Linked DNA regions of Homo sapiens: region 2 is linked to region 1. Evidence: read pairs that join two places in POLR2A ChIA-PET (ENCODE). Cell type or tissue: GM12878. All regions are shown on one strand. Each heading gives the region's core, and the rest is flanking DNA. Links, peaks and the distances in the headings are about the cores only. Region 1 has its middle 8.6 kb from the start of IL9. Region 2 overlaps SMAD5 (SMAD family member 5).

Region 1 (7,229 bases), core at 2,887-5,386:
ATCAAGATTAGAGTGAGATGCATACCAAGAGTTATCATAGATAACATATTTTACAATAAATGACAAAAGACAATGATCAACCATTTATTTTGTTCCAAAGATAAAGTTTGATGTTTTTATTTTGTGATAAAAGCTCATATGTCATGGATTATTTCTCTAGGAATAAAACAAAATGGTTATGTGTTCTAGGAAGGCACAGCATAAAATGACCAAAAAAAAAAAAAAAAGGCACTGCATTTCCAAGTAAAACCTGTTCTGCCTTTTACTCCAAGCAGCCAAGAGGTAACTAGTTATGAGAATCCTCAAGTGCTAATTTCCTAATCAAGTAGTTATTTCTAGATCACTACTTTCTAAGTAAGCATGATGGGGTAAGCCCCACTGGTGATGCTGTCCTTCGGTTGGGTCTTCTCTCCGTGGAAGGGGAACCCAGGACCCCTTCCCTCACATCCTGCCTGAGCAAACCCTGTGTCTGCTGCCCTTGGAAGCTACTGTTCCCTGTGTGGCCCCACACAGTTTTCTCTGAGCTCCAAGACCTAGGATCTATTTCTTTCCTCCTTCCTCTCACTTCTCTTTCCTCACTGTTGTTGGTTAATAACAATCTGGGCTATCCTTGTAAATGGAATTTCACATCCTCCCATTGGCATAGTCCACCATTACTTGAGACATGCCCCTGTATTTCTCAGAGACTATGGGACTCCCCCAACTCCCCACCCTTTGCTGTGGCCAATTCATTGATGTCCATCTAATTAAGGGAGGATGAGAACTGTTGTTCTGGATTACACTGGAGCCTTAAGGCATTAGAATTTGTTAAATCTTCCTGTGCACAAGATAACTTATTAAGCACTTTATATATATCATCTCACTCAGCCCCCTCAACAATCTTTATTAACCCTATTTGTAGATATCCAAATGGAAGCTCAGAGAAGCTAGGAGAGTTGCCATAGACACACAGCTGGCAACTTGAATGAGATTTACCAGACCCCAGAGCCTGTGTTCTTATCTGCAAGGCCATAAATCAATCTCCACTTCTGTTGACCGATACTCTATAGGCTGTACTCCAAGTCTACTTAATACAAGCAGAAAATCAAAGTATGCCTTTGGGGAAGAGGGAGGTGGATTCTAGGCCTCAGCTATATCTGTGTCCTGGGGCTGCCATCACAAAGTATACAAACTGGGAGACTTAAAGCCACGGAAATTTATTCTCGCACAATCTTGGAACCAGAAGTGCAAATCAAGGTGTTGACAGGGTTGGAAGCAGCCTGACTACTGCAGAAGTGGCTGTTGGGAAGAAGTGGAAGATGAGGCTAGAAGTTCTGAACGGAAGGACAGAGCCCTGTGTCATCAAGATTGCATTGACCACAAATCACAAAACCCCAGTTAACACTGACTGGAGTGATAAGGAAATTTGCCATCTCACAAAACACTGCATCTGTGGATACGGTGGGTCCTGGGGTGGTCGGATCTGCAGCTCTGAGATCTTGTGGACAGGCTGCTTTGCCACTCTGTGGGTTGACTTCCCTCCCCTTGGGGCTATAAGATGACTGCCCAGTTCCAGGGCTCACGTCCACTCATGACAATATAAATCCTACATTTGGAATGAATGGTCAAGTATTTGCAACCCTTTCACTCTCAATACGTTTTGCCAAACTGTCCTCCAGAAATATGTTCTAACATATAATAATAGAATTTATAATTTATAATAATCCCATTAGTCACGTTTAAGAATGTCCACTTCTGACATCCTTATCAACACTGGACAGTGATTTTTTATTAACCTTGGCCGTGTGTCTGGCAAATTTATGATGCTAATACATATGTATTGAATTCATAAATTAATGAATTCTTGCTTTTTTATATTTCTTCACTTGTGAGTTACCTGTTAGTGCCCAGATTTCTGTTGGTATATTAATCTTTTGCTTACTGATTACTAAGAGTTCTTTGTGTATCTTTGTTTTTCAAATATATTACATTTATTTTCTTCTGTTTATTGTTATGCTTGTAGTGTTTTCTGACTGTGTTTTCATGTGGTCAAACATATAACATATTTATCTCTATTTTTCCAGTCTGTGAATGATTTTATTTTCAGCAATTAAATCTTTAATCTTTTTAGAGTTTATTTGAGGGTATAGAAGAAATCTAATTTATTTTTCTTCCATGTTTGGTTGATACTATTACTAACTAAATATCTCTTTTACCTACTGATTTGAAATACTACCTTATTGAACACTAAATTTTAATTTTTCTTAAGTATCTTTCTGGACTCTAATTTAGTCCAATGAGCTATCTTACAGCTCTAGATTGACCTTAGAATGCAATTGTGGTAATAAAATGATTGTCGACATTTCCTTCATATTATTGGGAATGCTTTCAATGCTTTTCATTTAAATATCATGTTTGCTTGCATGACCTCACTTATAAGTGGGAGCTAAACAATGGGTACACATGGACATAAAGATGGAAACACTAGACGCCAAAGACTCCAAATAGGGGAGGGGAGGAGGGGGCAAGGGTTGAAAAATTACCTATTAGGTACAATGGTCACTATTTGGATGATGGGTACATCAGAAGCCCAGACCTCACCATTACACAATATATTCATATAACACAGCTGCACATGTACCTCCTGAATCTAAAATAATCATCTATCAATCAATATCATGTTTGCTGTTGATTTCCTAATAGGGAACAGTTTCGAATATTTAGTTCTCCAAATTTTTATTAGAAATGATAGCTGAATTTTACAAACGCCTTTCAAGTTTTTATCAGGATCATGAGTTTTCTTTCCACTAACTCATATGATACATTATTTTAACTGATTACTAAATGTTGAGCCATCCTCACATTCCTGGAATAAGTTCTATTTGGTCATACTATATTATGGTTTTAATACGCTGATGGAATCAATTTGTTCTTCCTTTATTTTGAACAGAGGATGAAACACAGGTTCCCAGGGTGGCAGCATTAGGTGCTGCTCTTCAGTAGGAATGGCCCTCAAGGTCGTCCAGGCACCATTCTCTTTAGTGCTCCAGGTGATGACTCAGGTGTGGAGAAGCACGACTTCCATTGGGAGGCCCAAGATATGTCCTGGCCTAAGGCTTTGTGCCCCACAGGAGTCAATATCTGGTGAAAGAGATCACAGACAGCTTCCAAGGCCCCTGCACTCAGGAGAGCCCAAGGCTGTGACACTCCACTAAAAATGGATAGTTCATTTATAGTCATCCCAGCCCAGACACTTTGCCACCCAGGCCTACTTGATATTTCATCTTCATCTGGTGTGTAGGGGAACAGAGCTAAATAATGAATGGAAAAGCCAGGTTCTCTTTCAGAAGGGAAGAGGCTGCATTAACAACTTTACTTAGATAGTGTCCATCCCTAAGGGAGTTCATTCTTCATATTCTTTTTATGTGCCTTCTTTTTGGGGCACATAAAAAGTGAGTTAGGAAGAGTTTAAATAGTAAGAGAATTTTCAATATTTCCTCACTCCTCCATAGCAAGGATTTTTCTTCTTTTATTTCCACAAAGCCAGTGACAAGACAGTTCCCAACACATAGTAATTAGAATTTTTTTGTTTGGCAGTGTCTTGCTCTGTCACCTAGGCTGAAGTGCAGTGGCATGATCTTGGCTCACTGCAGCCTTGACTTCCAGGGCTCAGGTGATTCTCCCGCCTCAGCCTCCTGAGTAGCTGGGACCACAGGCACGCACCACCACAACAAGCTAATTTTTTAAAAATTTTGTATAGAGATGGGGTCTCCCTCACATAGCTATTGCTATGTTGCTCAGGTTGGTCTCCAACCTCTGGCCTCAAGTGATCCTACAGCCTCAGCCTCCCAAAGTGCTGGGATTACAGGCATGAGTTACCACACCTGGCCATAATTAGAATATTTGCTGAATCAATTATGTTCTGACAGAACTCATTTGTAAAATCTGGGAATGATTACTTTTGGAGGTACATTTGTTGGTGTTTTCTATTTCTTCTGTTTTAATTACTCTATTACATTTTCTGCTTAATATTTTTGTGTGCATTTTTGTAGGAAATAATCCCAGATTTGACAAAGTGTAATACTGTGCATTTTACCCATCTTTCTCTGTAATAAAACTTGTAAGAAATTTGTATATTTGATTTTTTTCAGATTCAAGTTTTGCTTTTATTTATCAATTCTGTGTACGATTTTTATCTTCCTAACTTAGCATTTTATGCTTTTTCATTGTTAATTTCTACTTGATTTAAATTTATCTTATCATTCCTTTTCTAGCTCCTTGAGTTGAATATTTGCTTCACCTTTTAAACAAATACTAGCTTCAATTATCTAATACATTGTATGGTAGGCACCAATGCTGCACATCTTAAATGCATTATGTCACTGAATCCTCATAATACCACACCAGGCCATATAAGAGGTATTTATAGCAAAGTAATTATGAGTGCAGACTTGAGAAAGTCTCTGCCACTTACCATTCCATAACCTTGTGCAAATAGCTTCTCTGCATTTTGGTTTTCTCATTTGCAAAACGGCATAATTATATAAGCTACACCATGGGGCTGTGGAGGAAGATAAATTAATTACTGCCTGGAAAGCCCCTAGAGCAGTGTCTGACCCACACACAGCACAGTGGAAGTAGTTGATATTATTAGATTGGTGCAAAAGTAATTGCTGCTCTTGCCATTAAAGGTAATGGTAAAAACCACAAATACTTTTGAACCAAACTAATATTATTTTAAAATGAGGAAATGGAAGCTTTAAGAAGTCTAGTAACTTGCCCAGCATCACATAGCTATAGCTGGATAAGGAGCTGTCTTTTGAACACAGCATGGACAGCACTGCATAGATTTTGTTAAGTAGTTTGCTCATTCTTATTGATTCCTTAATAGTCTGTAATTTCAGGATTAAGACTGTAATTCCGTGATATTCATCCTTGAAATTCAGAAACTTCACCAGGATATGTCTAGTTGTGGCTGTTCTTTGATTCCTCCTGACGAGCATGCAATTGGCTTATTAGATCTTAAGATGACATTCTCGAACTCAATAAATTTTTTTCCATTAGTTCTTTGACCTCCAATCTCCTTTTTCCTCCTACTATAATTCCTATAATTCCTATAATATGTGTGTCAAAATTTCCTAAACCTATTTTTCACGTATTTTTTTTTCTCTTAAATGTCTTATCATTATTCTTTTTAGTACTGATTTCTGGGAGAACATTTGGATTGGGTGTTTTCATTCCCAGTGCAATTATCCAAAGATTCCCATTTGCTGTTTAACAGCCTCTATTCCGTTTTTTTTTTTAAACCAGTGAACATTTTAACTTTAAATACTTTTAAAATGTAAATATGCATTCCAAAAAGCACATAACAAGCACATGAAGCCCCGGGAAAGACAGATGATATACGAATGACAAAGTCCCATAAAGTGGTCTTTGAATTTCCTACTAAAATTAAGTTAATAAAAATTCAATTTAAACTCTAGTTTCCATGAAAACTCTTCTACCTCAGATACAGCCATTCAACTTCTCTTTGTCCAAGACCTGGCAACCACTGCCAGATCCTAAAACCAGTCATCTGGTTCCAGCTGTTCTTCTCCACACTCTTCCTCATTCCTCAGCATCTCCCCATCTTCTTTTTTGTTACTTAATTAAATTTTTATTTTAGAACAGCTTTTTTTTACCAAAAAATTATAAAGGCACTACAGAGAATTCTCACATACCCCAAATGCAGTTTCCACTAGAAGGGTACATTTGTTACACTTAATGAACCAACATCGACATATGATTATTAATTAAGTCCATGCCTTATTCAGATTTCCTTAATTTTACCTAATGTCAAGTAACTTGCCCAAGACCACATACCTATTACTGGATGATAGCTGGTAATTTTTCTGTTCCAGGATCCTTTCCAGGACACCATATTACATTTAGTCATCATGTCTCTTTAAGCTCCTCTTGGCCATAATTTCTTAGACTTTAGGGCCGGGCACGATGCCTCACACCCATAATCCCAGCACTTTGGGAGGCTGAGGTGGGTGGATCAACTGAGGTCAGGAGTTCAAGACCAGCCTGGCCAACATGGCAAAACCCCATCTCTACAAAAATACAAAAATCAGCAGGGCTTGGTGGCGCTTGTCTGTAATCCCAGCTACTCTGGAGGCTGAGGCAGGAGAACCACTTGAACCTTGGGAGGCAGAGGTTTCAGTGAGCCGAGATCGTGCCACTGCACTCCAGCCTAGGCGACAGAGTGAGGCCCTGTCACAAAAAAAATTCTTAGATTTTCCTTGATGACCTTGACAGTTACAAGGCACACTGTTCAGGTGTTTGGTAGACTGTCCCTCCATTGGGATTTGCCTGATGTTTTTCTCAGGATTAATCTGGGGTTATGTGTTTTGGGAGAAAGACCACAGAAGTAAAGTGCTATTTTTGTTATAGCATATCAAAGGTACATATTATCCACATAATTTATCACTGCTGATGTGACATTGATCATCTGGCCAAGGTCGTGTTTATCAGGTTTCTCCACTGCAAAGTTCATCTTTCCCCCTCCTTTCCATGCTGCACTCTTTGGAAGGAAGTCTCACACTTAAGTGGAAGGGAGGTATGCTCCACTTCCTCGAGAGCTGAGTATCCACATAATTATGTGGAATTCTTCTGCATAGGATATTTGTCCCCCCCATTTATTTATTTATTTATTCTATCATTTATATCATTAAGGGTTCATGGATATTAATTTTATACTTCGGGTTATAATCCAGTACTGCTTTGTTTATTTTGTTGCTCAAATTTTTCCAGTGCTGGCCACTGGGGCCCCTTTGAGTTGGCTTCTGTGTTCCCTTTGGCCCCTTCAATGTGGCTTTTGGGATTTTTTTTTTTGAGCACTTATTACTTTCTGGCACTACAAGACACTCCAGGCACATCTTGTCTATTTCCTGCCCCAGTCCTAGAAGCAGTCATTTCTCCAAAGAGCCCAGGTTCCTTTTATTGGAACCATTTTATTATAAATCAAAATGGCAGCTAGGGCGTGCCTATTATTACTCTTGAGATAGTTTTAGTTGTGCTATGGTACATTTTATCTTTAGGAATTGTTTGACTGTTGCTTCCTTTCCATAACAACCTGCTTTTGCTTTAGTGATGTAATACAACAAACAGTTACTCCAGGTAACCTGCCTGTTATGATGTGATGTCTAACCAGCCCTCCCCTGATCCTCTTCCTGACTGTGCCATCCCAGACTAAAACTTCATAGCAT
Region 2 (7,229 bases), core at 2,539-5,038, 230 kb after region 1:
GTTCGGCCGCGGACGGAGCGGAAACGACCCAGGGCCTGTCGGGCGGGAGGTAGGCCGAGTCCTGGCCTGCCGGGGTCCCGGCTGGCGGACACGGTGCGGCCCAGCGGCTGCGGAGGCCTCGCTGGCTGCCCGGGGCGTCCTGAGGCGGGGCCGGGGCTGGCCCTCGTCCCAGCCCCGCTGTTACCGCCCAGACTTTGGAGGGAGGCGTCTGGGACGCCCTGGAGGGGACCCCCTGACCCCGCGCTGTCCTGGGGAGCGGTTTGCTTTCCTAACTCATCGGATGTACCACCCTGGATACACACCCTTGATAGGACTGCGGTGCTCGGCCGGGCAGCCTGGGCTGCTGCACTGCGAAGCTGTCCAATGGCTTGATGAATCCGTGCCGCCGTCGCTTTGTGTTTCAAAGATAAGGATCCGCGCTTATCGGTGGGAATTACACTCTGGGCAGTTGTGACCGGCTACTGCAATCAGCTGGTAGTTAGACCTGGTTTCTGCCACTTGCCATGTCAGTTTTCACCACTGCAAGGATTTCTTCTACTTCATGTAAACTTCTCTGTGCTGCAAAGAGAATGCCAAAGCAGCGTCTTTTTGCCTTCACCATATTCAGCCGCTGGCCGGGTCCTATACTTCAATATCAGGGCTCAAATTAATATTCCAGTCTCTTCCCCTCCCCTTTTCCCCTCTCCTCCTTTCAGCTGCTGTTACTACGTGGAGTTTGGAGCCTAAGCTTTGAAAACTCCCATGTGGCGCGCCCGTCTTAAGTCTGAGCATGCTCAGTAGCCAAAACAGATTTTTGGTTGCAGAACTCGGGCGAGGATACTTGGGGTATTTGGACGTTTGCCGGCTTCCCAACAGAATGTTCCGGTTCTGGTGGTGATGGCATTGGAGAATGGGGCTTAGGCAAGCCTGTAGGTGAGGAATGGCTGAACACCCTGAGCCAGATGTTTATCTTGATTGTAAAGACAATGTTTCCTGACCAGCTGGAGCTTTGGGGGGGGGGGGGGGGTGTTGCGGGGGGAGGGAGCAATTTTGGTTGCTTGTGCATTTAAATGGGTGTGGCGCTAAGTATATCTTGTTTACCTTATCTTTCTGTGGAAAAGTTTTGATGTCTAGGTTTGTCACATCATGCCTGTTGCCTAGCACTACCAAAAGGGTTGTTATCTAGCAGCAAAGATTGAATAGGTGGAGGTCGTGGCTTGGCCTCACAGAAGTTGAGAGGAAAGGGTACTTGGGTTGCGTTTTTGAAAATTCGTATTTAAAACTAGAGTACTTGAATTTCCTTAGAGTACCTGAATTGCCCAGAGTGAATTAGTTTTTAATTTTAATTTGAAAGACAAAAGATTGAAAACCTTAGTCCCAGTAGGTTTAGTAACATTCCAAATAGCTTACAATTTCTGCTAGATGCCAATGCAGTAGTATCCATTGTGGGGAAAACAGTACCTACATTCAGTGTGACAGTTTCACATTTATGGATCCAAATATCATTATGAAATTAGTGTTCCAAATTTAAGGAGCTATTTGCAGATGTATAACAAATTATTTTAGTCTTTTATTCCTTTGGTAACTATTAATATTTTTTTCTCTACAGTGAAAATTGTAAAAATGCAAAACTTAGACAATTTAACAAAACTTAACCTTCATAAAGGTTGTAGATACTATGTTTAGATTTATAAAGTTTAATTTTGATGATTATTTGTGTGATTGTTCCTATACAGCTTCCTTTCCTTCCCTTTCCACATTGTTGCTCCCTCAGTCTTTTTTACATTACTGCTGTTAATTTACCCATGTATCTTTGTTAAAAATACCTTATTCATCATTTTGTGCTTCCATTCCTTTCAGATCATAGCTGAAATAAGCAAGAAAAGTTAGATTAACCTTCTCAACTGACTTTACTCTCAGGTTTTAAAGGCATCCACATGATATGGTCTAGTTAAAAGGAGGAAGAGAGCAGCAAACTGGAAAAAAAGAATAAAATATTTTCGTAGGTTCTGTACAGATCTGGTAGTATTATCTGCGTGTCTGGTTCACTGTGGTAGGCGCCACAGAAATGGGTAGATTGATAATGTGTTGGATTTCTTTCCCCTCTGGCAAAGTCAGCTATTAATTTCAGTGGGAGACAGTGGCAGAATGTTGTTACTAATGAGGTTTGAATCAGATTGTTGTTTACTGTTGGTTATGTAACATGTTGCTGGGAGTATTATTAAAAGTTGCATTCTGCAGCAAAGTAGAGGCAAGTAAATTCTGCTTACCCTCTTCACTGGGTTTTAATTCTTGGCTGAACCTGAAGGCACATTAGATTACAACCATAATTATACCTGGGCAGCCTGTCTGTTTCCTGTTTTCATCATGAACCCAAACATTATGATTTGCAGTGATGATCTTTTTTGTCCTTTGCATTGAACGGAGGCAGTGTGTTTTCTCCCTCTACTGAAAACAGATTTGTAACTTGGTCAAATTAAAGATTTTAGTGTTTTGAAAACTAGGCAGTAAAATACCAGTTTTTCATTTCTTAATACAGTTACTTAAGTTGAAATACCATCTAAAAAAATCTATTTCATATATATTCTTTGTCTTTATGTAAATTTTAATATTACTAGTACTTTGTAGAGTTAAAGAAACTCTTTTTGTTTATGACATATCAGTGTTTATTATTACCAGATGTATATGTTGGTCTAGGCAATGAGCCACACATCTGGGTGAATTTCAGAGCTGACTTGAGTACGCTTGAGGATATAGGTGTCTATTCTCTTGGTTTATCAGTCTTCCCTGTTTTTACTTCTAGACGATCTATATTCCTTGTATCTGTCTGTCTGTCTCTCTGTCTCTCTGTACACTAACCACAAAGAAGGCAAATAGTTTATTTCTTCAAATGTTACAAGCAGCTTATAGCCTATGATTTGCCCGTCTTCTCATAGGGTCAAAGACATTGAGTAAGATTCCCTTTTATAAGGGATACTAGTAGCCTGAGGAATGATTCTTGTCTCCACCAGTCTGGATATTCTAGAGAAAAGAATACCTGGATATTCTAGAGAAAAGAATATTCTAGAGAAAAGAAAAGGCCCAAGGAAGCTGGGATGCAATATAGGGTGCTTTCCCATCAAAACAGATGATGAAGGACCCTTGGAAGCTGACCCATGGCATCCCCCCGCCACTGGGTTCTAGCTCTGTCGCCCAATCTGGAGTCCAGTGGCGCAATCTTGGCTCACTGCAACCTCCGCCTCCCGGGTTGAAGCAATTCTCCTGCCTCAGCCTCCCAAGTAGCTGGGATTACAGGCACCCACCACCATACCCGGCTAATTTTTGTATTTTTAGTAGAGACGGTGTTTCACCATGTTCGCCAGGCTGGTCTTGAACTCTTAACATACCTTGTTTTTCCACTTCTGAAGTTAATAGAATAATAGTCATTGGAATTTGCAGTTCATTGGTGTTGTCACATACCCTTTACCTCTAATCAGAAGTCTGAATCTGAGAAGTTTGTTTACTAAATGGGAGGTAAAGATTTAGAACTCTTTTGGAAGAATTGTTAAAAACTAGATTGTTGTTAGGACTAATCTCATAGGCCACCTTAATATTCTAACAGCTTTGTTGTTTTCCAACCTGGAAAGATGGGGTAATTACAGAGTTCTTAGGTTTTTCATAAATAATCAGCTAGTTCTGGGCTATTTATTTGAGAGTGTCTCTCTCTGTCGCCCAGGCTGGGGTTCAGTGACGCGATCTTGACTCACTGCAATTCTGCCTCCCGGCTTCAAGCGATTCTCCTGCCTCAGCCTCCTGAGTAGCTGGGATTACAGGCACCCACCACCACGTCCAGCTCATTTTTTGAATTTTTAATAGAGATGGAGTTTCACCTCGTTGGCCAGGCTGGTCTCGAACTTCTGACCTCAAGTGATCTGCCCGCTATGGCCTCCCAAAGTGCTGGGATTACAGGTGTGAGCCACCGTGCCTGGCTGGGCTCTTTATTTAGTTTTGATTTTTTTTTTTTTTTTTTTTGCCTTGGGCAGCTAGGGGGGATGTTTTTGGCCCAGTTCTAGTAGAGTGGTGTTTTCAGTGACTTTTCTTCCTCCTTTTACTGTATCCTACCTTGGTTGAGATGATATTTTGCAAGAAAGAGTTCTTTATTAAGTCAGTTCTGTGTGTGCAATACTATAATTGTAATTCACTTTTGGAAGCTAGTTATTAACATAACATTTTGTAACTAGGTTTTGCTCTTGAATTTTTTGGGACCCCCCCCCGCATCTCTTCCTATAGCATATATGTACTTTATAGACTGGTACAATATAGAAGTTTGAAAGTGATTTGACCTGTTAAGATTTTAGCAGGATTTTTTCTTTTGATATCCATATATGTTGTTTTGTTATACCGAAAATAATAGAAAAAAACTAGTGTCCCATTCCCACTTTTTCTCTGAGCATAGCAACTGGAGTCTTGGGAGGAGGCTTACATCTTTCAAATTTAACTATGATCTCAGAATATGGCTGGTGCTTTCAAGGCAAGTTTTGTTTTGTTCAGGTTTGTTTTCATGATGTGTTAGGATCTGCCTAGTATCCTATCTGGTAGGCTGTACAACTTGAGTTCTAGTTATTCTGGTTTGTGTGTTCCCAGGAAGAGGGGGGTTCTGCAAAAATATTTAAAAGCCAGTCTTCTTCTGTTTTCTTCTTAGTCACATCTTCTGTCTACTTTACTCATTGACCATTTCTCATTCTTTGGAGATGAAAGTGTAAATTAAGTGAATGATGACACTAGAGCTGAAAAGTTACCCAGAGTCATGTTTATTCCCTTTTCTACTAAGCAGGGAACTTGAACTCTGGGTGCACATGAGTTCTCTGGAGAACATCTTCATAATGCACTGTAATATATGTCGTGTACACAGGTTAGCTCTTTGTGCTCCAGAGACACATTTTACAGTCATGATTTGGTATCTGCACTTGATGATTTTATAATTTAAAGGAATCACTACAAAGATTGACCAGCTCTGTGTCTGTTCCTGTGCCTACACGCCTGTACAAGCATACTCAAACACATCTGGTAGCAATGTAGGAAATCTTGCAGGCTCTGTGGGGGTGAGTGATACATTTAGATCAGGCTCTGTTTAATTAGGGGACTTAGAGGAGCAGGTGAAGCTTAAAGAGTGATTAAAAACTGGGAAACAAAAGTCTGGCTGTGGGAGATAATAAAGTAGAGAATTCTGTGGGCACAGAATAGGCAAGAAGATTATGCAGTGAGAAGTGTTGGGAATCATGAGTTCAGCTCCTGAAGGGCTTTGAAATCTGCTATGAGAACTTCTTATGTCTTTGGAAATCGGGAGCCACAGTTGAGGAAAGTGGTGATTTAAATGTTTCTCTGTGAAAATAATTTTGGCGCCCATGTAATTGTATCCTGTCTTTCTTGTAGATGTTCTTATAAAGAATAGGATTTCTGAATCTAGAAGAGCTGTGAGCAAACATGCTTTTGGTTTCCTTCTCCTCTCTGCGTGCAGTTGTGAATGTGGCTTACAAAGTTGATAGCAGTTGTATACATGGATCTAGGGATGGTTTGACAGTGGTGGTGGTGGTTGTCTACTTGCTGACACTTGGTGACTACTATTGATAATGAGAACCACAAGGGTAAGAGATTTTTAAAGCTTTACCCCCACATCCCCCCTGCCCCCAAAAGTTACCCTTAGGTTGTATGTATGCAAGTGTCTTTCTTCCATTGCAGGAGATCCTGAGCACCTTGGTTCCCAAGCCTCCTGCATGGTCCGAGATTCTTGTTAAAAATGTGGGCAGTAAGGCCCTTCTGCCAAGCTTAGTGAATCTGAATTTTGAGGGATGGTTCTAAGGAATTTGTTGATTTAAAAACCCCATGTCCAATTATTTTGTACAGGTTTGAATTAGAATACAATGGGTTGTGACCCATTATGGGCATTTATTTTCATGGGATGATGTGCTCAGGAGATTTTGTTTTGGCCAATAGTGTTGAGGAAAATGTGGGGATTGGTTTGCTTGCCTTTTTATTTCAGATTGCAGCAGTCATAGAGATGTTGGAGCACAAAGTGAAAGAGTTGTTTCTGTGAATTCACTTTAGAAATCTAGCTGTGAGCTCTGTGTGTGTGTGTGTGTGTGTGTGTGTGTGTCTTTCTGTATGTTTTTCTGTATGTATGTGTGTCTCGGGGTGGGTATTGAAGTCAGTTTGTGTGTGTGTTTATTATGAAAGTTGGTCAGGATGTAGTACTTCCATAACCTTAGGTAAGAACAGGACCTTTGGGTTATTGATTCAACATGAATTCATTTGAAATAGAAGCTTTGTGAAGCTTAGCAACATTTTATTCATATGGTTAATGTGTATAAAACTTAACCCTGAATCTTCCTTTAGCTTTCTTATCTGCATTTGCCAAATCAGTTGATGTCAAACCCCATTCTTCCAGTTGTCCAGGCTGATACCTTGGAATCATTGTTAACTCCTTTGTTCTCATACACCCCATGATCTCCTTCATCAGGAAGCTTACTGTCTTTCATATGTCTGCTGCTCACCACCCCACTGCTATCACCCTGGTTGTAAGCCATCGTCATCTTCTCCCCTCCCTTAGATTACTGCATCTCTGAACTGGTCTCGCTGCTTTTATCATTGCTGTCCACCCCTCCTCCTGCTTATTCTCAACATACCAGCCAGGATTTATTTATTTATTTTGAGACGGAGTCTTGTGCTGTCACCCAGGCTGGAGTGCAGTGGCATGATCTTGGCTCACTGCTACCTTGACCTCTTGGGCTCAAGTGATCCTCCCACCTCAGCCTCCTAAGTAGATGGGATCACAGGCATGTGCCACTGCACCTGGCTAATTTTTTAATTAAAAACAATTTTTTTTTGTAGAGATGGAGTTTTAAAAACTATGTTGCCCAGGCTAGGCTTGAACCGCTGAGCTCAAGTGATTCTCCTGCCTTGGCCTTCCAAAGTACTGGGATTACAGGCATGAGCCACCACGCCTGGCCCAGGATAACTCTTTTTTTTTTTTTTTTTGAGATGAAGTCTAGCTTTGTTGGCCAGGCTAGAGTGCAGTGGTATGATCTTGGCTCACTGCAACCTCTGCCTCCCGGGCTCAAGCAATTCTCCTTCCTCAGCCTCCCAAGTAGCTGGAATTACAGGCACATGCCACCACACCCAGCTAATTTTTGTATTTTTCGTAGAGACGGGGTTTCACCATGTTCGCCAGGCTGGTCTTGAACTCCTGACCTCAGGTAATTTGCCCACCTCGG

Evidence for each region. ChIA-PET counts read pairs that join two places held together with the same protein. Peaks named below come from ENCODE experiments on the same cell type or tissue, not always from the same donor. Only the 100,000 strongest peaks of a DNase experiment are listed, where the experiment ranks them.
Region 2: POLR2A ChIA-PET joins it to region 1 with 5 read pairs; 4 of 35 experiments call an interaction of 5 or more read pairs at or near these places.

The regions. Positions count from the first base shown.
Region 1 is chr5:135,900,816-135,908,044 of GRCh38, forward strand. No RefSeq gene overlaps it. Among named protein-coding and RNA genes, the nearest start is that of IL9, 8.6 kb to the left of the region's middle. In GM12878, for the core only: no CTCF peak of the experiment used is centred there; no DNase peak of the experiment used is centred there.
Region 2 is chr5:136,133,048-136,140,276 of GRCh38, forward strand. All of the region lies in intron 1 of SMAD5 (SMAD family member 5), which reads left to right. It overlaps SMAD5-AS1 (SMAD5 antisense RNA 1), which reads right to left and starts at 1,843. Exons shown (of 2, transcript NR_026763.1): 1 at 303-1,843. RefSeq lists a silencer at 1-151. In GM12878, for the core only: no CTCF peak of the experiment used is centred there; no DNase peak of the experiment used is centred there.